Linked DNA regions of Homo sapiens: all the other regions are linked to region 1. Evidence: read pairs that join two places in POLR2A ChIA-PET (ENCODE). Cell type or tissue: PC-3. All regions are shown on one strand. Links, peaks and the distances in the headings refer to the core of each region. The heading gives the core; the rest is flanking DNA.

Region 1 (7,190 bases), core at 1,051-6,050:
GCACTTTTTCCCACTGTAAGGAAAGAGGAGGCTTAAATCTTCAACTACTTGCAGTATACAATTGTAGACCTTTAGGGATAGAATACAATTTTGCAACATATAGATTTACCTAGAAATAAAACAAGTCCAAACGTGGGAATGATTGTTGAATTAAATTATGGCAGAGAGCCAAATGAGATGATACAACTTCAGCCTTCAGTCTTCTCCCTGACCCCACAATTTCTTTTTTATATAATTTTTAGTTCATCTAGTCCAATAAAATACGCAAGACTTTAGTACAGTACGTGGAGGTAATCCTGCATACGTGAAAAGAAAAATTATGCTGATATACATAGATATAAGAAAATAGAAGATATGGAGAAGGAGCTTTGGGAAAATTTTAGTACAAACAGGATGTGCTTGAGGTCTGGAATGCTACTATTTTCCTAGTAGCAAATATATGAAGCCCTCTTATAAGCCTCCATTAATAATATTTTTTCACTTAAGTTTGACTTAGGATTTACTGTTTTCAAACAAAACAAGCCTTAACTAATACATATACGCACAAAAGAGAAATTGAAAGTTTAAAATTGCTTAATATTGAAAATATTAATATAATATTAATAAACATAATATTAAGTGGTAGCTCATTATGGTTTTAATATGCATTTCCCTGATAATTAGTGATGTTGAGCATTTTTCATATTTGTTAGCTATTTAAATATCTTTTTTGAGGACTGTCTATTCATGTCCTTTGCCCACTTTATGATGTGATTATTTGTGTTTTTCTTGATGCTTTGAGTTCCTTATAGATTCCAGATACTAGTCCTTGTCAGATGCATAGTTTGCAAATATTTTCTCTCATTCTGTGGCTTGTCTGTTTACTCTGCTGATTATTTATTTTCCTGTGCAGAAACTTTTTAGTTTAAGTAGGTCCCATTTATTTGTTTTTGTTTTTGGTGCCTTTGCTTTGGGGCTCTTAGTCATGAATTTTTTGCCTAAGCCAATGTCTAGAAGACTTTTACCAATGTTATCTTTTAGAATTTTTTTCAGGTCTTAGATTTAAGTCTTTGATACATCTTGAGTTGATTTTTATCTAAAGTGAGAAATGAGGATCCAGTTTCATTCTTCTACATGTGGCTTGCCAGTTATCCCAGCACCATTTATTGAATAGGGTGTCCTTATCCCAGTTTATGTTTTTCATGCTTTCTTGAAGATCAATTGGCTATAAGTATTTGGCTTTATTTCTGCATTCTCCATTCTGTTTCATTGGTCTACAGGCCTATTCTTATACCAGTACCATGTTGTTTTGGTAATTATAGCCTTGTAGTTTAATTTGAAGTCTGGTAATGTGATGCTTCCAGATTTGTTCTTTTTGTTTAGTCTTGCTTTAGCTATGTGAGCTTTTTTTTTTTTTTTTTTTTGGTTCTATATAAATTTTAGGATTGCTTTTACTAGTTCTTTGAAGAATGATGATGGTATTTTGATGGGAATTGCATTTAATTTGTAGATTGCTTTTGGCAATGTGATCATTTGCACAATATTGATTCTATCCATCCATGAGCATAGGATATGTTTTCATTTCTTTGTGTCATCTATTATTTCTTTTGGCAGTGTTTTGTAGTTTTCCTTGCAGAGATCATTCACCTCCTTGGTTAAGTATATTCCTAAGTATTTTATTGTTTCTGCAGCTGTTGCAAAAGGGATTGAGTTATTGACTCGACCCTCAGCTTGATTGTTTTTGGCATATAACAGAGCTACTAACTTGTGTATATTGATTTTATATCCCAAAACTTGACTAAATTAATTCATCAGATCTAAGAGCTTTTTGGATGATTCTTTAGGTTTTCTAGGCATACAATTATATCATCTTTGAACAGCAATAGTTTGACTTCCTCTTTTCCAATTTGGATGCCATTTCTTTCTTTCTCTTATCTGATTTATCTGTCTAGGATTTCCAGTACTATGTTGAATAGAAGTGGTGAAAGTGGGCATCCTTGGCTTGTTCCAGTTCTCAGGGGGAATGCTTTCAAGTTTTTGATTCTCTTCGACAGCAGGTTATATTCTTCCATTATCCAGCAGGCTATCCAGGTTTGTTTTTATGGAGACACAGATACAAGACAAAAATTAAAAATGTGAAAGACCTCTTCAGTTCTAGGATCAGAACTGGCTCTTCATCTATACTATACTCCCACATTGTATTTGCTAAATTAAGTCAGAAGGCCAGCCTAAATTCAAAGATTATTGAAATATCTTTCTTTTCTTATTGGAAAGACTGATTGCAAAGTATGGATAGAGAAGGAATGATGTTTTCTGGCTATTTTTATAATCAATATGTTACATACAGCTCTCATCACCACCAGAGTAGAGATAATTCTTTTTTTATTGTTTCTATTTGAAAATACTTTAAGAGATCTACAATTGACTGAAATTAGATAACATGCCTATTCTTGAACCAGTCACCTAATCCAATGGGCAATGTACAGATTACCTGAAGGCTGATCATTCAGCCCTCTTGCTGTCTAATACACATTATCCATATCTAATTATAAACTACTACAGATTTTTATTACTTTTCCAGTGTCAGCATGTAGCTTAAAATATGAAAGTCAAACTTGAAGTCTTTATCGTACTGAACTTATTCATTATATACTCACCCTCCTCTTTGTTGCACTCTTGATATACTTAATTTTTAAAAATCCACACTCATTTATTATTTTTGTTCTTTGCTGTAAATTCTATCCATAAACTAAAATACTTAATATCATTTTTAGAATATCTTGATCAATCCACCGTTTGCCTGTTTCATTCTAAATATGTAATCACCTGAGAAGTACTCATCCCATCTTCTAATTTCAATACCATATATATGTTAATAGCACCAAGGCTTTATTTATAACTCACCTTTAAATTTTTACAGTAGGTACCCAGCAAATTCATGCTGAATAAAGGAATAAATGAGTAAATAAAATAATGGACATTAAAGTATTCAATACATCCCAAAGCTCCAAAAATAACAGTTGTTATAATTATACAAAAAGGCATGCAGCTCCATGTGCTTCTAGAAGTTTCTTTGTTTTGCAGGTCTATTTAAATGATTGAATCACTTTATATTTTTGTATAGTCTGAAATATTCATGTTTACAATTAATTTAATTATAAGGAGATTGTTTTTCTTTCTCATTTGTGTTTTTACCCAAATATTGACACTAGTTTTGTTTTTATTTCATTTTAATAGGGATCAACTGGTTCTGACTGGCAGCTTGCCATTAGAAGGGGGTGAACTACCTATTATGATCCTGTATTAAATTAATTGGAAAGAGTTTATGTTTTCAGTATTCCAGCATGCTCGAAGTTTAAGATGCAGACAAGGAAAACAAGGCAGCCTAGAGAACATTTACCTTTGCATATTCTCATACAATTTTTATCCATTTTGCTTCTCTTAATAAACTTTACACAATCACTGCCTGGAAATGTATTTGGTTGTGTGTTTGCTTTGGAATTCTGACCTTTCACTGTGTGCATCAAAATGATTTGCAACAGTTTGTTTATTGAATGACTTTAGCAAATTCAGCCATCTTCAAAATCACCAGTTGCTATTTCTAAAAGCAGGTAGATTTAAAATGAGCTGCCACTGTTTGCCAAATGTAGAAGTGTCAAAATGTTCCCAGTGAATAACATCACTTATTACACTGTAAAAATGTACTTTGGGAGCATTATTTACACACAGCTCATTTCTAACCTACATTTGGAACTTGGACTAATTTTAAATGGGCCAACATGCCATTTTTATATATTGACGAGAACTCTTTCTAAGCAAGCCAAGTAACACCTGAAAATAATTTTTAAATCACTCCTCATTGGAAAGATACCACATAGAAACCATTTACAGGTAAGATTGCCAGATGAAAGCATTTAATTATTCTGCTTTTAGAAAGGATATTAAAATTCTGGGCCAATAGCTTGTGATACTTCATTTGAAGTAGTCATACCTCACTTAGTGAGTCACAGGGATAAGTTCTGAGACATGCGTTTAGGTGGTTTTTCGTGCAAACATCATAGAGTGTACTTACACAAATCAAGATGGCATAGCCTACTACACACCTAGGCTATATAGTATAGCCTATTACTTCTAGGCCACATGTCTATACATCATGTTATTGCACTGAACACTGCAGGCATTTATAACACCATGGTAAGTATTTGCATATCTAAACATATTTGAACATAGAAAAGTTACAGAAAGAATATGGAATAAAAATAAATACGGTACATGTATACAGGACACTTATCTCGGTTAAAGCTTACAGGACTGGACATTGCTTTGGATGACTCAGTAAGTAAACAGTGAGTAAATGTGAAGGCCTGCAACATTACTGTGGACTACTGTAGACTTTAAACACTGTACACTTAGGTTATACTAAATTTTAAAAAATTTATTTCCTCAGTAATAAATTAAACTTAGCTTACTGAAACTGTTTTACTTAAATGATTTTAACCTTTTGGACTCTTGTAATAACACTTAGCTTAAAACACAAACACACTGTACAACTGTACAAAAATAATATAATTCAAATATATTTTTCTAATTTTAATTTTTTATAATTATTGTTTACTTTTTAAACTGGTTAAAAATAAAAGACAAACACATATATTAACCTAGGCTTACACAAGATCAGGATCATCAATATCACTATCTTAACACTTCCCTATCTTGTCCTACTGAAAAGTCTTCAGGGGCAAAAACACTCACGGAGCTGTCATCTCCTATGACAACAATGAGTTCCTTTGAAATTCCCTTTGAAGGACCTCCCCGAGGTTGTTTTACAGCTACCTTTTTTAGTAAGTAAGAAAACATGCTAAAATAATGATAAAAATATAGTATAGTAAGTACATAAACCAATAACTTTATTATTTTCAAGTATTATGTACTATACATAATTTTACATGCTATACATTTTTATTGAATCAAAACATTTTACATATTTAGGGGCTGCATGCATCTGTTCCATGAATAGATTGTGTAATAAAGTCAAGATATATGGGGTATCCATCATCTTGAGTATTTATCATTTTGGTTTTGGTAACATTTCAATTCCTCTCCTCTAGCTACTTTGAAATGTATAATACAATGTTGCTAACTATAGTCACCTTACTCTGCTACTGAATTTTGTTGCTTATTTGTTCTATCTAACTGTATATTTGTACCCACTAATCAACCTTTCTTAAATTCCCTACTCCCACCTACATACACTTCCTATTCTCTGGCATCTATCCTTCTATTCTCTACCTCCATTCGATCAATTATTTTAGTCGCCATATATGAGAGAGAATATGCAGCATCTGTCTTTCTGTGCCTGGCTTAACATAATAACCTCCATTTTCATCCATGTTGCTGCAAATGGCATGATTTCATTCTTTTTTATGACCAAATAGTTCTATATTTTTATACAATTGGCAGTGCAGTACACTTGTATACATAAGCATCATCACAAATGTGTGAGTAATGAGTTGTGCTATGACATTAAAATGACCATGTCACTAGGCAATGTGAATTTTTCAGTTGCGTTATAATTTTATGGCCCTGCCATTATATATGTGCTTCATCGTTGACTGAAACATCTTTATGTTTCACCATTGACTGAAACACCTTTATGCATGAGTGTATATGCACAATATTCCTATAATCTCTTGTATATTATAAACAAGAGTTACCCAATTAGAAAAAGCATCTTCGAACAGAAAATATAAATAATCAGATGAGAATTACTCTTTAGTTAAACTTTTTATTGAAATCAAATGTTTGTTACTGACATTAAGTTTTAAGGCAAAAATCACACAGATTATATTGTTTGCCTTGTGAAAAATAAGAATAAACAATCAAAAATTGCCAGCATTTTACAACATAATTGTGTAAAGTGACTTTAATTTGAATTTGAGTCTTGTTTACCAACGGCAGTTCATATTATATACGTGTATACACATATGTGTATATATATGTGTATACACATATATATACACATATATACATACATACCCATATACATATATATACACACACACATATACATATACATGCTTCCTTCTTTTGTTATTCTCTTAATGCAAATTAATGGGTATAAACTGTAGGAATATTTCACAACATGCTGTAAATAGGCAGAGTATAAACAGATTTTATTCTTTCTTGGCAAAGAAAAGTGTTTATTAAAAATAATATACTCTGTTTTTTAAAGTGTATGGCTTTGAAATATAACATAAATTTGGAGAATATAGCTAGGAATTTGATATCATGGTTTTACTTAAAAAAGTATATTGGGTATTGTAACAAAACATGCTAAGCTTAAACTCTCAATGGTCAAACCATGAATCACTTGTCCTGGAAATAGTGTAATTTAGGAATAAGTGTGAACACAATTGGTGGGTGAGTTTCAACATACTATCAGAATTAATGTCATTTTTACTATGTTTCAAGCACTTTCTATGGATGATGTATTAAATATAGTAGCTCATTTAATTTTTACATCGACAAATGTTTGCATAGGAGGAAATACAGATGTATAGAGATTCAATAACTTTGTTATTATTATACAGCTAGCAATCTAAACCCAGATGCCCTGATTATATCATCTTGAGCCACTTTCTTTCTAGCAAATGTTACCTGCTATTCAGGACAAATGGCTTCTGGAATAATAGGGTTCTGATATCAGCTCTAAAAATAGCTAAAGCATACAAGCATTATCTAATTAAATACTTTTTTTTTTTTGAGATGGAGTCTCGCTGTCTCCCAGGCTGGAGTGCAGTGACACCATCTCAGCTCACTGGAAGCTCCGCCTCCCGGGGTTCACGCCATTCTCCTGCCTCAGACTCCCAAGTAGCTGGGACTACAGGCGCCTGCCACCACGCCTGGCTAATTTTTTTTTGTATTTTTAGTAGAGACGGGGTTTCACTGTGTTAGCCAGGATAAATACTTTCTTTAGCATCAGGCTGAGGCATATGCTTCAGAATCTATAATTATGCCAAAAGGATTTTAATAAGAACAACTTTAAAACTGTGCCTGTAACTGCACATTTGATATTGAGATTTCCATCCAGGTATTAAACAGCCAACTAAAAGTAAATCAGTAAAAAAGAAATACCTTCATTCACTTACCCCCATACTGAGAGGTGACAATGTGCTAGCAGCCCTTGCTAGCTCTCGGCTCCTCCTTGGCCT
Region 2 (7,190 bases), core at 1-5,000, 620 kb after region 1:
AATTCAACAATACATTAGAAAGATTACTAATCATGACCAAGTGAGATTTATCCCTGAAATGCAAGGATGGCTCAACATATGCAAATCAATCAATGTAATACATCAAATCAATGGAATGAAAAATATAAGTCACATGACCATTTCCATTAATGCTGTGAAAGTATTCTATAATATTCAACATCCCTTCATGATAAAAACCCTAAAAAAACTGAGGGTAGAAGAAGCATACCTCAACATAATAAAAGCCATGTATTACAGACCCACAGCTCATATCATACTGAATGGGGAAAACCTGAAAGCCTTTACATTAAAATCTGGAAAATGACAAGGATGTCCACTGTCACCACTGTTATTCAACATAGTACTGGAAGTCATAGCTAGAGCAATCAGACAAGAGGAAGATATAAAGGGCATCCAAATTAGAAAGGAAAAAGTAAAATTATCCCTGTTTGCAGATGATATGATCTTATATTTGGAGAAACCTAAAGACACCACAAGAAAACTATTATAACTGATAAATTCAGTAGAGTTGCAGATTACAAAATCAACATATAAAACTCAATAGCGTTTCTATATGGCAAATGTGAACAATGTGAAAATAAAACCTCATTTACAATAGCAATACATAAAATTAAATGACTAGGAATCAACCTAACCAAAGAAGTGAAACATCTCTATAATGAAAACTATGAAACACTGAGGAAAGAAATTGAAGAGGACACAAAAATGGAAAAATATTTTATGTTCATGTATTGGAAGAATCGATATTGTTAAAATATTTATATTACCCAAAGAAATCTATAGATTTGATGCAATCCTTATCAAAGTGCCAATGATAGTTTTTACAGAAATAGAAAAAAAGATCCTAAAATTTATATGGAATCACAAGAGACCCAGAGTAGCCAAAGCTATTCTGAGCAAAAAGAACAAAACTGGAGGAATCACATGACCTGACTTATACTATAGAGCCATGGTAACCAAAACAACATGGTATTGGCATGAAAACAGAAACGTAGACCAACAGAACAAAATCAAGAACCCAGAAATGAATCCACACACCTAGAGTGAACTCATTGTTGACAAAGGTGCCAAGAACATACACTGGGAAGAAAACAATCTCTTCAATAAATGGTGCTGGGAAAACTGAATATCCATATGCAGAAGAATGAAATTAGATCCTAATCTCTTGCCATATACCAAAATCAAATCAAAATGGATTAAAGACATAAGTCTAAGACCTCAATCCATTAAATTACTTCAATAAAGCCTTGGGGAAAATCTCCAGGACATTAATCAAGGCAAAAATTATTGAGCAATACTTCACAGGCACAGGCAACCAAGGCAAAAATGGACAAATGAGAACACATCAGGTAAAAAACTTCTTCATGGCAAAGGAAACAATCAACAAAGCCAAGAGACAACTCACAGAATGGAAGAAAATACTTGCAAGCTATGCATTTGGCAAGGGATTAATAATCAGAATATATAAGAAGCTCAAACAACCCCATAGGGAAAAAAAGTCTAATAATCCAATCAAAAGATAGGCAAAAGATTTGAATAGACATTAAAAGAAGACATAAAAATGGAAAACAGGCATATGAAAAGGTGCTTAACATCATTGATGAACAGAGAAATTCAAATACATGTTAAATTGACATATTAACTGACCCTTAAAATGGCCTATATCCAAAAGACAGGCAATAGAAAATGCTGGAGAAGATGTGGAGAAAAGGGAACCATCATACACTGTTGGTGGGAATGTAAATTAGTACAATCACTATTCAGAACAGTTTGGGGGTACCTGAAAATACTAAAAATAGAGCTACCATATGATCTAGCAATCCTATAGCTTGGAATACACCCAAAAGGAAGAAAATCAGTGTATCAAAGATAAATCTATACTTTCATGTTTGTTGCAACACTGTTCATAATAACTAAGATTTGAAAGTCACTTAAGTGTCCATAACTAGATGAATGGATAAAGAAAATGTGGTATATATACACAGTGGAGTACTACTCAGCCATAAAAATAAGAATGATATCCAGTCGTTTGCAACAACACGGTTGGAACTAGAGATCATTATGTTTGTGAAATAAGCCAGGCACAGAAAGACTAACGTCACATGTTCTCACTTTTTTCTGGCATCTAAAAATTAAAACAACTGAACTCATTGACATAGAGAGTAGAAGAATGGTTATCAGAGCCTGGGAAGTGTAGTGTATTGCTGGGGAAAGGTGGGCATGGTTAATGAATACAAAAAATTCATTAGAAAGAATGAATAAGACCTACTATTTGATAGCACAACAGGGTGACTATAGTCAATAATAACTGTACATTTTAAAATAACTTAAAGAATATAGTTGGATTGTTAGCAACTTAATGGATAATTGCTTGAGTGGATGGATAACTCGTTCTTCATATTGTGCTTATTTCACATTGCATACCTATATCAAAATATCTCGTGGACCCCATAAATATACACACTTACTATCTACCCACAAAAGGTGAAAATTTAAACCTAAAAATTTTAAAGGAAAATATACATGTATGTAATTTTACATCACCTAAACCAGACTCTAATAGCTATTAAAGTTATTCATTTAATCTATTTTTTTTCTGGTTATAGAACAATAATTGGTTATACTTTTAATTCTAAGAATATTTTTTCTTTCATAGAAAATGAGCCTTCAAATAGTTACTGAATATACTTTATATACCATATCTTTTAAACAAAATCTCATAATTTCATTGTTTTCATTTAAATAAAAGATGACCCTGAAACTGGATGATGCTCTTTCTCTCTTGTGTCTTTGTTCAAAACATTCATGTATATTAGTGGCCAGTAAACTTCACAACAATCCCTTTGTAGTTTAGCCTTCTTCCAGAAAATCCTTAGTCTATAGCCATAGGCATTCTGCTTTCTTTCATAAGGCTGCTTTCTTTGGGCACAATGGGAAACATTCTTATCACACATCGTGTTATGAGGCTGGTGCTAGCCACATTTGAACTGAATGTTTGGTGTGTTTTACAAATATTCACTATGTCTCCAGGAAAAACACTGGCATGAAAAGGTATTCACTATTTTATTTGAAGAAAACAGGTTGAGCTATTGTGACATAGTTTGTGCGCTGCATCTGGTTACCTCAATTTGAGATTAATTTAAATAAATTTAGTTGGCAGAGTGTAACTGACACTGTAAAATTTCATTTATTTTATTAATATTTTGATTTCAGTAGGTTTTCAAGGGAACAGGTGGTGTTGGGTTACAAGAATAAGTTCTTTAGTGGTGATTTCTGATATTTTGATGCGCCCATCACGTGAGCAGTGTACATGTACACTATGCCCAGTATATAGTCTTTTATCTCTCACCCTCCTCCCAACCTTTCCCCTGAGTCCCCAAAGCCAATTATATTATTTTTATGCCTTTGGATCCTCATAGCATAGATCCCACTTATGAGTGAGAATATATGATGTTTGATTTTCCATTTCTGAGTTACTTCACTTAGAATAATGGTCTCCAATACCATCCAGATTGCTGCAAATGCTATTATTTTGTTCATTTTTATGGCTGAATAGTATTCCGTGGTGTGTGTGTGTGTGTGTGTGTATTTCTTTATCCACTCATTGATTGATGGGCATTTGGGCTGGTTCCATATTTTTGCAATTGTGAATTGTGCTGCTATAAACATGAATGTGCAGGTATCTTTTTCTTATAATGACTTCTTTTCCTCTGAGTAGACACCCGGGAGTGGGATTGCTGGGTCAAATGGTAGATCTACTTTTAGTTCTTTAAGGAAGCTCCACACTATTTTCCATAGTGATTGTACTAGTTAACAGTCCCACAACAGTGTCAAAGTGTTTCCTTTTTACCATATTCACACCAAAATCCATTTTTTTAAATTATGGCCATTCTTACAGGAGTAAGGTGGTATCACATTGTGATTTGCATTTCCCTGATAATTAGAAATTTGGGGCATTTTTCATATATTTGTTGACCATTTGTATATCTTCTTTTGAGAATTGTCTATTCATGTCCTTAGCCCACTTTTTTAATGGGATTGATTTTTTCTTGCTGATTTGCTTGAGTTTCTTGAAAATTCTGGATATTAGATATTTGTCAGATGTATAGACTGTGAAGATTTTCTCCCATTCTGTGGGTTGTCTGTTTACTCTGCTGATTATTTCTTTTGTTGTGCAGAAGCTTTTTAGTTTAATTCTCATCTATTTATCTGTTTTGTTTGTTTGTTTGTTTTGCATTTGCTTTTGGGTTCTTGGTCATGAAGTCCTTGCCTAAGCCAATGTCTAGAAGGATTTTTCCAGTGTTATCTTCTAGAAATTTTATGGTTTCAGGTCTTAGATTTAAGTCTTTAATCCCTCTTGATTTGATTGTTGTATAAAGTGAGAGATGAGGATCCAGTTTCATTCTTCTACATGTGGCTTGCCAATTATGCCAGCACCATTTGTTGAATAGGGTGGCCTTTCCCCGCTTTATGTTTTTGTTTGCTTTTTCAAAGATCGGTTGATTGTAAGTGTTTGGCTTTACTGCTGGATTATCTATTCTGTTCCATTGGTCTATATGTCTGATTTTATAACAGTACCATGATGTTTTGGTGTCTATGGTCTTACATTATAGTTTGAAGTGGGTAATGTAATGCCTCCAGGTTTGTTCTTTTTGCTAGGCTGGGTTTGGCTATGCGGGCTCTTTGTTGGTTTTGTATGAATTTTAGGATTTTTTTTCCAGTTTTGTGGAGAATGATGGTGGTATTTTGATGGGAATTAGGTTGAATTTTTAGATTGCTTTTGGCAGTACAGTCATTTTCACAATATTGATTCTACCCATTCATGAGCATGGGATATATTTCCATTTGTTTGTTTGAAATAAATCATCTATGATTTATTTCAGCTGCGTTTTGTAGTTTTCCTTGTAGAGGTCTTTCACCCCCTTGGTGAAGTATATTCCTAAATATTTTATTTTTTGCAGCTGTGGTAAAAGGGGTTGAGTTCTTGATTTGATCCTCAGTTTGCTTGCTGTCAGTGTAGAGCCAGGCTACTAACTTGTGTACATTAATTTTGTATTCTGAAACTTTACTGAGTACATGTACCAGTTCTACATTTGAATAATTCTTTATGGTTTTCTATGTATACAATAATGTCCTCAGCAGAAAAAGACAGTTTGACTTCCTCTCTGCAAATTTGGATGCCCTTTACTTCTTTATCTTGTCTGATTTCTCTGGCTTGGACTTCCAGTACTATGTTGAATAGAAGTTGTAGGAGTGGGCTTCCTTGTCTTGTTCCAGTTCTCAGAAGGAATGCTTTTAGTTTTTCCCTGTTCAGTATATTGTAGGCTGTGGGTTTGTAATAGATGACTTTTATTACATTAAGGTGATGTCTCCTCTATGCCAATTTTGCTGACAGTTATAATCATAAAGGGATGGTGGATTTTGTCAAATGCTTTCTCTGCATCAATTGAGATGATCATGTGATTTTTGTTTTTAATTCTGTTTATGTGGTGTATCGTATTTATTGACTTGTGGATGTTAAGCCATCTCTGCATCTTTAGTATGAAACTCATTTGATCATGGTGGATTACTTTTTTGATATGCTGTTGGGATCAGTTACCTAGTATTTTGTTGAGGATTTTTAATTTTTATTTTTATTATGTTCATCAGGGTTATTGTTCTGTAGTTTGCTCTTTTTTTTTATTTTTTATTTTTTTTGAGATGGAGTTTTGCCTTTGCCACCCAGGCTGGAATGCAGTGGTGCGATCTCGGCTCACTGCAACCTCTGCCTCTTGGATTCAGGCGATTTTCCTGCGTCAACCTCCTGAGTAACTGGAATTACAGATGCCTGCCACCATGCCCAGCTAAATTTTGTATTTTCAATAGAGACAGCGTTTCACCATGTTGACCAGACTGGTCTCAAACTCCTGACCTCAGGTGATCCACCCGCTTCAGCCTCCCAAAGTGCTGGGATTACAGGCTTGAGTCACCACACCCGGCCTAGTTTGCTTTTTTTGTTATGTCCTTTCATGGTTTTTAGTATTAGGGTAATGCCAGCTTCACAGAATGTTTTAGGGAGGACTTCCTTCTTCTTTCTCTTTTTGAATAGTTTCAATAGGATTGATACCAATTCTTCTTTCAATGTCTCATAAAATTCAGCTGTGAATCCTCTGGCCCTGGACTTTTTTGGGGGTAACTTTTTAATTACCATTTCAATCTCACTGCTTGTTATTGGTCTGTTCAGAGTTTCTATTTCTTTCTGGTTTAATCTATGAGGTTTGTGTATTTACATCAATTTAACCATCTCCTTCAGGTTTTCTAGTTTATACGCATAAAGGTGTTCATAGCTGTCTTGAAAGTTCTTTTGTATTTCTGTGATATCAGTTGTAATATCTCCCATTTCATTTCTAGTTGAGCTTTTTTGGATCTTCTCTCTTCTTTTCTTGGTTAATCTCGGTAATGGTCTATACATTTTATTTATCTTTTCAAAGAAACAGCTTTATGTTTCATTTATCTTTTGTATTTTTATTTGTTTCAACTTTAGTTCTTCTCTGATCTTGGTTGTTTCCTTTCTTCTGTTGTGTTTGGGTTTGGTTTATTCTTGTTTCTATAACTCCTTGAGGTGAGACCTTAGATTGTCTATTTGTGCTCTTTCAGACTTTTTAATGCAGGTGTTTAAGGCTATTAACTTTCCTCTTAGCACAACCCTGGCTGTATCCCAGAGGTGTTGATAGGTTTTGTCACTATTATCATACAGTTCAAAGAATTTTTAAATTTCCCTATTGATTTTATTGTTGACTCAATAATCATTCAGGAGCAGGTTATTTAATTTCCATGTATTTGCATAGTTTAGAAGGTTTCTTTTGAAACTGATTTCCAATTTTATCTCACTGTGGTCTGAGAGAGTACTTGCTATGATTTCAATTTTCTTAAATTTGTTGAGACTTGTTTTGTGGACTGTCATATGGTCTATCTTGGAGACTGTTTTACGTGTTGATGAATATAATGTATATTCTGCAGCTGTTGAGTAGAAAGTTATGTAAATATCTGTTAAGTCCATTTGTTCTGGGGTATAGTTTAAGTCCATTGTTTATTTGTTGACTTTCTGTCTTGATTACCTGTGTAGTGCTGTCAGTGAAGTACTGAAGTCCCCAACCATTATTTTGTTGCTATCTATCTCATTTATTAGG
Region 3 (7,190 bases), core at 2,191-7,190, 450 kb after region 1:
ATGTATTGGTTTATTTCTGGATTCACTAACCTATTTCATTAGTTGATTTGTGGGGTTTTATGCCAGTACTGTGCTGTTTTGATGGTTATAGGTTTGTAATATAGTTTGCGATCTTGTAGTGTTATTCCTCCAGCTTTCTTCTTTTTAGTCAAAATTGCTTTGGCTATTATGGATCTTTTGGGGTTCTACACAAATTTTACAATTTTTTTTTCTTTTTCTCTTTCTGCGAGAACCACATTGGAATTTTGGTAGGGATTACATTGAATCTGTAGGTCACTTTGGGCTGTTATCTATAGATTGAATATAATCCCTACCAAATTTGTACAAATGTAATTTGTGTTAATATTTTAACAATATTAATTCTATCAATACGTGCACATAGAATTTTTATTTTATTTTTGTTATAATTATAACTGGCTTTTTAAAGCTAGTAACAACTTAACTTTGACTGCATACACAAACTCTACAATTTTACTTTTTCTCCTCTTATGTTTTATGTTTATTATTATTATTATACTTTAAGTTCTGGGATACATGTGCAGAACATGCAGGTTTGTTACATAGCTATACACGTGCCATGGTGGTTTGCTGCACTCATCAACCTGTCATCTACATTAGGTATTTCTCCTAACGCTATCCCTTCCCTAAGCCCCCACCACCCAACAGGCCCTGCTGTGTGATGTTCCCCTCCCTGCATCCATGTGTTCTCATTGTTCACTTCCCACTATGAGTGAGAACATGTGGTGTTTGGTTTTCTGTTCTTGTGTTAGTTTGCTGAGAATGATGGTTTCCAGCTTCATCCATGTCCCTGCAAAGAACATGAACTCATCATTTTTCATGGCTGCATAGTATTTCATGGTATATATATGCCACATTTTCTTTATCCAGTCTATCATTGATGGTCATTTGGGGTGGTTCCAAGTTTTTGCTATTGTGAATAGTGCCACAATAAACATACATATGCATGTGTCTTTATAGTAGAATGATTTATAATCCTTTGGGTACGTACCCAGTAATGGGATTGCTGGGTCAAATGGTATTTCTGGTTCTAGATCCTTGAGGAATTGCCACACTGTCTTCCACAATGATTGAACTAATTTACACTCCCATCAAGTGTGTAAAAGCATCCCTATTTCTCCACATCCTCTCCAGCATCTGTTTTTTCCTGACTTTTTAATGATCGCTATTCTGACTGGAGTGAGATGGTATCTCATTGTAGTTTCGATTTGCATTTCTCTAATGACCAGTGATGATGAGCTTTTTTCATGTTTGTCGGCTGCATAAATGTCTTATTTTGAGAAGTGTCTGTTCACATCCTTCGCCCACTTTTTGATGGGGTCATTTTTTTTTTCTCGTAAATTTGTTTAATTCCTTTGTAGATTTTGGTTATTAGCCATTTGTCAGACGAATAGGTTGCAAAAATTTTTTCCCATTCTGTAGGTTGCCTGCTCACTCTGATGATGGCTTCTGTTGCTGTACAGAAGCTCTTCAGTTTAATTAGATCCCATTTGTCAATTTTGGCTTTTGTTGCCGTTGCTTTTGGTGTTTTTGTCATGAATTCTTTGCCTATGCCTATGTCCTGAATGGTATTGCCTAGGTTTTCTTGTAGAGTTTTTACGGTTTTAGGTCTTATGTTCATGTATTTAATCCATCTTGAGTTAATTTGTGTATAAGGTGTAAGGAAGGGATTCAGTTTCTGCTTTCTGCATATGGCTAGCCAGTTTTCCCAATGCCATTTGTTAAATAGGGAGTCCTTTTCCCATTGCTTGTCAGGCAAGCAATGGGAACAAAAACAAGCAATGTTTTATGTTTTGATGTCACCTTTTACACTATTAAAATAATATATATCTTTAACAAATTATTTCAGTTTTAGCTGTTTTTAATAGTTTTGCGTTTTAACCTTTATACTAAAGATATAATGGGTTAACCCACTGCCATTTGTTTTAGAGTGTTTGCATTTAAAATTGTCCTTACTTTTACCAGTGAATTTTTCATTTTCATATGTTTTCATGTTATGAATTACCATCTTCTTCCTTTGACTTGATGAATGTCCTTTAGCATTTCTTCTTAGGCAGATCTAGTGGTGACAAACTCTCTCAGCTTTTGTTCATTTGAGAAAGTCTTTATTACCCCTTCATTTTTTAAAGATAGCATTGCTGAATATAGTGTTGATAGTTGATATTATTTTCTTGCATGATTTTAAATATATTATCCCACTCCTTTTTGGCATATGGCACTCCTTTTTTCTGCTGGAAAATCCACTCATATTCTTATAGCAGTTTCTTTGTATGTAACAATTCACTTTTATGTTTCTGCTTTGAGCTTTCTCAGTCTTCAACTTTTGACAGTTTGATTTTAATGTGTCTTAGTGTTAATCTGTTTAGATTTATCTTACTTTACACCGTTTGAGCTTTCTGCATCTAGATTTCTATTTCCTTCCCTAGGCTTAGAAACTTTTCTGCTACTATTTCATTAAATATATTTTCTGTCTTTTCTCCTGATACACCTATAATGCAAATGTTGCTATGCTTGATGGTGTCCCGTAAGTTTCTTAAACTATCCTGACTTCTTTTCTTTGTTTTTGTTTTTACTCTTCAGATTTGTTCAATTTATAGTAACTTGTCTTCAAGTTCACTAATTCTTCCTTCTTTTTGATTAATCTTCTATTGAACTCCTCAGTTGAATATTTTAGTTCAGTTATAGTATTCTTTAACTCTTTGACTTCTGTTTTGTACTTTTTACACTTTCTATCTATTTATTGAAATTCTATCTCTTTTTTGAAATAGAAATGAATTAGGTGGTTACTTCAGCAACATGTAATGGGAAGCTCCTGACCCACCATCCACCTAGAGAAAGAACCAATAAACATCTATTCATGAGTCAGTTGTCTTTGAGAGAAAGAGAGAGACCATTGTTCTGCTGACCTCAGAAGGCATCTTTATGACTACTATATTGAATCCTCTGTTGGGTATGTCATATATCATCACTTAACTTGTGTTGGTTTTAGGAGATCTAAACCATCTCTCCAAGTCTTGTCAGATTGACCTCATGTAGGGAAGGATCTTACCAATATGTCTGATGAGAGATTTTTAAGGTGCCTTTCAAATCTTTGTGTTTTATCAGACTACTATCTATGTTTTCAGTGGCCCCCTGAAGCATAGTGTGTGCCTCATCCTTTCAGCACTTCGACACTAGTAAGGTAGGAGTGAGACTCTCTAGACATAGTTGGAATAGGTGATGTGTTGGATGTGTGTCCCAGTTTCTTTTAGCCTCATAATGAAGCTAAGTATAGATATTTATCTCCCACTGTTTCTTCACTAAGCTAGGGAGATGATCTGTGGAAAATGCTTATTCATATTCAGGCTATACCCTCTGATCCTGGGAAGATAGTTGCTGGAAGCAAGTCCATTGTAAATCTATCTCTTTTTTCTATGTTTTAGGGACACTCCAAAATGCAAAGCACCATCAACTACCAGTGGTAGGACATTAAGGAGATAATCCCTTGGGTGGGTGTTATTGAAATTGTGCCAGTTGATGCATGGTCAAACTCTTTCCAGGACAAATGGGTACACCTGGATTTATCACTGGAGGCAGCTGAAGGAAAGATTTGTGAAGTGCCAAACTCTGACTCTGGCTGCCAAAAAAGCTATTGTTTGCTTTTCCCATTACCTTTCCTGTGTACATTTGTTAGAAGCCAGGACATAAAGTAGCCAATAAAAGTGTGTGCCATAGGTTCTTCTGCAGAGAAAAGGGAAGCTGTGTTTCTGCCCCTTTTCCACACTGCTCCAAGGGCACGTAGCTTCTGGAAGTGTTTGCATGCTTGCTTAATATCATATCCTTGTTCTGTGACCTAGGGAGACATGCATATGTTTAGTCCCTTCTGCTCCAAGAACTAATATATTTAGCCTGGAGTTCTTCATGAGGTAGCTGTAAAAGTTGGGGCACTCAATGTGTGTCATGAATCCCTTCCAGATAGAAACAGGGAGCTGCATTTTTAAAGCCCTTCCTCTGCACCACTCCTGGGGAATAAAAGTAAAACTGTAAAACTGTAAAACTTCTACTTCATTCTTTGGTCCAGAAAGACTCGCATATGGTTTGTCCTCTCTGCTCCCAGAGCAAGGAAGTTTAGGAGGCAATCACTCAGGTAGAAGCTGTAGAGGTTGGAAAACTGAATGTGTGTACAAACTTCTGAGAGAAGAAATTAATAAATTTAGAGTTGTTGCTAGGATGAGCTGGGGAAGAATGCTGGAGAAGTATCAGTCTACTTCTCAGGCTTCCAGAGGGCTAATACTTTTGTTCCCCATTAACTTCAGAATGCTAGTTAGTTTCGAGCCCAGCTGCCAAGTAGCCATTGGAAAAATGTGTCCCTTTTGGAAAGAATCATGGGGCTACATTTTTAAAATCTTTTCTCTGTACTGCTCCTGGAGGATGAAGCCTCTGAAAGTGTTTGCACATTTATAGAAAATTACCTTTTATTTTTTTTTCTGTGGTCTGCAGGGACACATGTATGCCAGTATCCTTTGCTTCCAGAGCTAGGTTTAAATGCAGTCCCTTGTGGGGAAGATATAAAAGTTGAAGCATTAATGTATATACACGTTTCTTCCAAGAGTGATTAATAGACCTGGAGTTATCACTGGAGCAAGCCAAAGGAGAGGCTCAAGAAGTGTCAGTTTGATTCTCAGTCTGATGGTAGGTTCATGTTTGTCTGCTTTTTTAACACCCTGATGTAAGTTAGTTAGAAGTCAGGCAGCCAAGTAGCCAGTGAAGAGCATGTCCCTTCCATTTAGAAAGAGGGGACTGTGAATTTTTAAATTTTTATTTGTTTAGAGAAAAGGTCTCACTCTGTTTTCCAGGCTAGAGTGCAGTGACACAATCATAGCTCACTGCAACCTCAATTTCCTGGGTTCAAGCAATTGTCCTGCTTCAGTCTCTCAAGTAGCTGGGACTACAGGCATGTGCCACCACACATGGGTTACTTTTTTGGAAGAGGCAGCATCTTATGTTGCTCAGGCTGATCTCAAACCCCTGGCCTTAAGCCTTAGCCTCCCAAAGTACTGGGATGACAGACATGAGCCACTGTGCCCAGCAGGGACTGTGACTTTTCAAGCCCAGTTTTTTGTTGTTGTTGTTCTGTTACTGGGTAATGAAGTCTCTGAAAGTGCTTGCACACCCATGGAAAACCACCATTATTTTTCTTGTGTTCTGTAAAGACTCATATGTGTCTAATCTCCTCTGTTTCCAGAACTGGATATTGGCAGCAAAGGAGAATGGAAACAGGTGGGAAATCTTAGAATTTGGGTGGCATATATGAGATCCAAACTTTCTTCTCCACAGGGAGAAATTGGATGTTGGAGATTGCTTTCCTGATTTTATGGTGCAGTTCATAGGGCAAGGTCAGTGCCTGAGTGTTCCTCAGATTTTTCTGCTCATACATTGTGGATATTTTCTCAGTTGCTAGTGTGTAGCAGTCTCTCAACTGGTCTCTCTCTTTCTCTCAAAGAAAACTGACTCATGAATAGATGTTTATTTGGTCTTTCTCTAGGTGGATTTTGGGTCAGGAGCTTCCCATTACATGTTGCTGAAGTAACCACCTAATTCATTTCTATTTCATTTTTACGTTTGGACAACAAAATTTAGCAAAAACTTGCAGTTTGTTAATAAAGTAGAAAGTTTTTTTCTCTAATATAACCATGCTGGCAGAATAAAACCAGGGGTAGAGGATGTTTAAAAGAGTAACAAGAAAGACTTGCTTCTTCTAGTACATACGCTCCTTAAAGTTTACTAGAGTAAGTCAAACAAGCCATAAAAAACATTACTCTTATTTTCTCCTCAGAATTTCTAGACCTGCAGTAAACAATGTATTTCATTTTCTAAGGGATAACCTAGAGATTAAAAAAAAATCATATGTAGATTTGAAGGAAATGTTTTAAACAAAAACAGCCCACCTGGATACTTAACTATGTTTAATATGTCAGACATGATTATCAAAGTCAGTTCTATAAATGGATCCATTCCTTACTTGATTTCTAGAGGCTTGGTTTCCACTAAGTTGGAATCACCTTTGTTTCCGCTGAGATTAACTAGTGAATATCTAACTAGGTGAATATTTTTGTGATTGTATTTTACACATGGTTTAGCTGAGGCAATTAATCACCACTAGACAGGCCCTACTAGAGCTGCTCAAAAAGCTCCAAACTAGGAAACTAAAGGTTGATATTTACCATCATAAAAACACATAAAACTAATCCTCACAGGTCTCATAAAACAATCATACAAAGGAGAAAGATAAATAAATCAAATGGTAACATGACAGAAATCCACCAAACCAAAAGATAAACAGAGGGAAAACAATCAAAAAATTACAAAAAAAACTAGATAACAACTAATATTATGACAGAAATGAAACTTCACATACCGATATTAACTTCAAAAGGTAAATGGATTAAATGCTCTACTTTAAGATATTGATTACCTGAATGGATTAAAAACATCAACTGACTATATGCTGCTTAACAGAAACTCACTTTTCTGGTAGACAATTATAGATGGAAGGATAAAAAAGAAAGATATATTCCACACAAACGAAAACCAAAAGCAAAAAGTAGCTATACTTAAATCGGATGAAGCTGACTTCAAATAAAAACAGGAAAAAAAAGACAAAGAAGCTCATAACATAACAATAAGGGAATCAATTTAACAATGGGATATAACAACATTAAGTATATATGTATACAACAACAGAGCACCCAGATTCCTAAAACTAGACCTAATAAAAAACCAACAGTAATACAATAATAATAGAGGATGTCAACAGCTGACTCACAGCACTAGACAGATCATTAAAACAGAAAATTAACAAAGAAATCTTGGGCTTAAGTTGACTTCTATATCAAATGGACATAACTAGATATTTACAGAGCATTCTGTCCAACAACTACAGAATATACATTCTCTTCATCAGTAAATGGAACATTCTCAAAGATAGAGCATATATTAGGCCATAAAACAAGTCTCAAAATCATATGAAGTATGTTCTCAGACTGCATTGTAATGAAACTAGAAATCAATCCGAAAGACTTTTGAAGCTACACAAATACATGAAAATTAAACAACATCCTCCTGAATGATCTTTGAGACAGTGATGAAATTAAGATGAAAATTGAAAAAGTTCTGAACTAAGTAAAAATGGA

The links. Peaks named below come from ENCODE experiments on the same cell type or tissue, not always from the same donor. Only the 100,000 strongest peaks of a DNase experiment are listed, where the experiment ranks them.
Region 2: POLR2A ChIA-PET joins it to region 1 with 5 read pairs; 2 of 35 experiments call an interaction of 5 or more read pairs at or near these places.
Region 3: POLR2A ChIA-PET joins it to region 1 with 9 read pairs; 1 of 35 experiments calls an interaction of 5 or more read pairs at or near these places.

The regions. Positions count from the first base shown.
Region 1 is chr12:60,262,431-60,269,620 of GRCh38, forward strand. It overlaps LOC124903071 (a long non-coding RNA gene), which reads left to right. Exons shown (of 2, transcript XR_007063566.1): 2 at 3,217-3,452. Among named protein-coding and RNA genes, the nearest start is that of SLC16A7, 670 kb to the left of the region's middle. In PC-3, for the core only: no CTCF peak of the experiment used is centred there; DNase peaks (open chromatin) are centred at 4,021 and 4,301; H3K4me3 peaks cover 978 bases; H3K27ac peaks cover 2,983 bases.
Region 2 is chr12:60,879,956-60,887,145 of GRCh38, forward strand. No RefSeq gene overlaps it. Among named protein-coding and RNA genes, the nearest start is that of SLC16A7, 1.3 Mb to the left of the region's middle. In PC-3, for the core only: no CTCF peak of the experiment used is centred there; no DNase peak of the experiment used is centred there.
Region 3 is chr12:60,706,738-60,713,927 of GRCh38, forward strand. No RefSeq gene overlaps it. Among named protein-coding and RNA genes, the nearest start is that of SLC16A7, 1.1 Mb to the left of the region's middle. In PC-3, for the core only: no CTCF peak of the experiment used is centred there; no DNase peak of the experiment used is centred there; H3K27ac peaks cover 420 bases.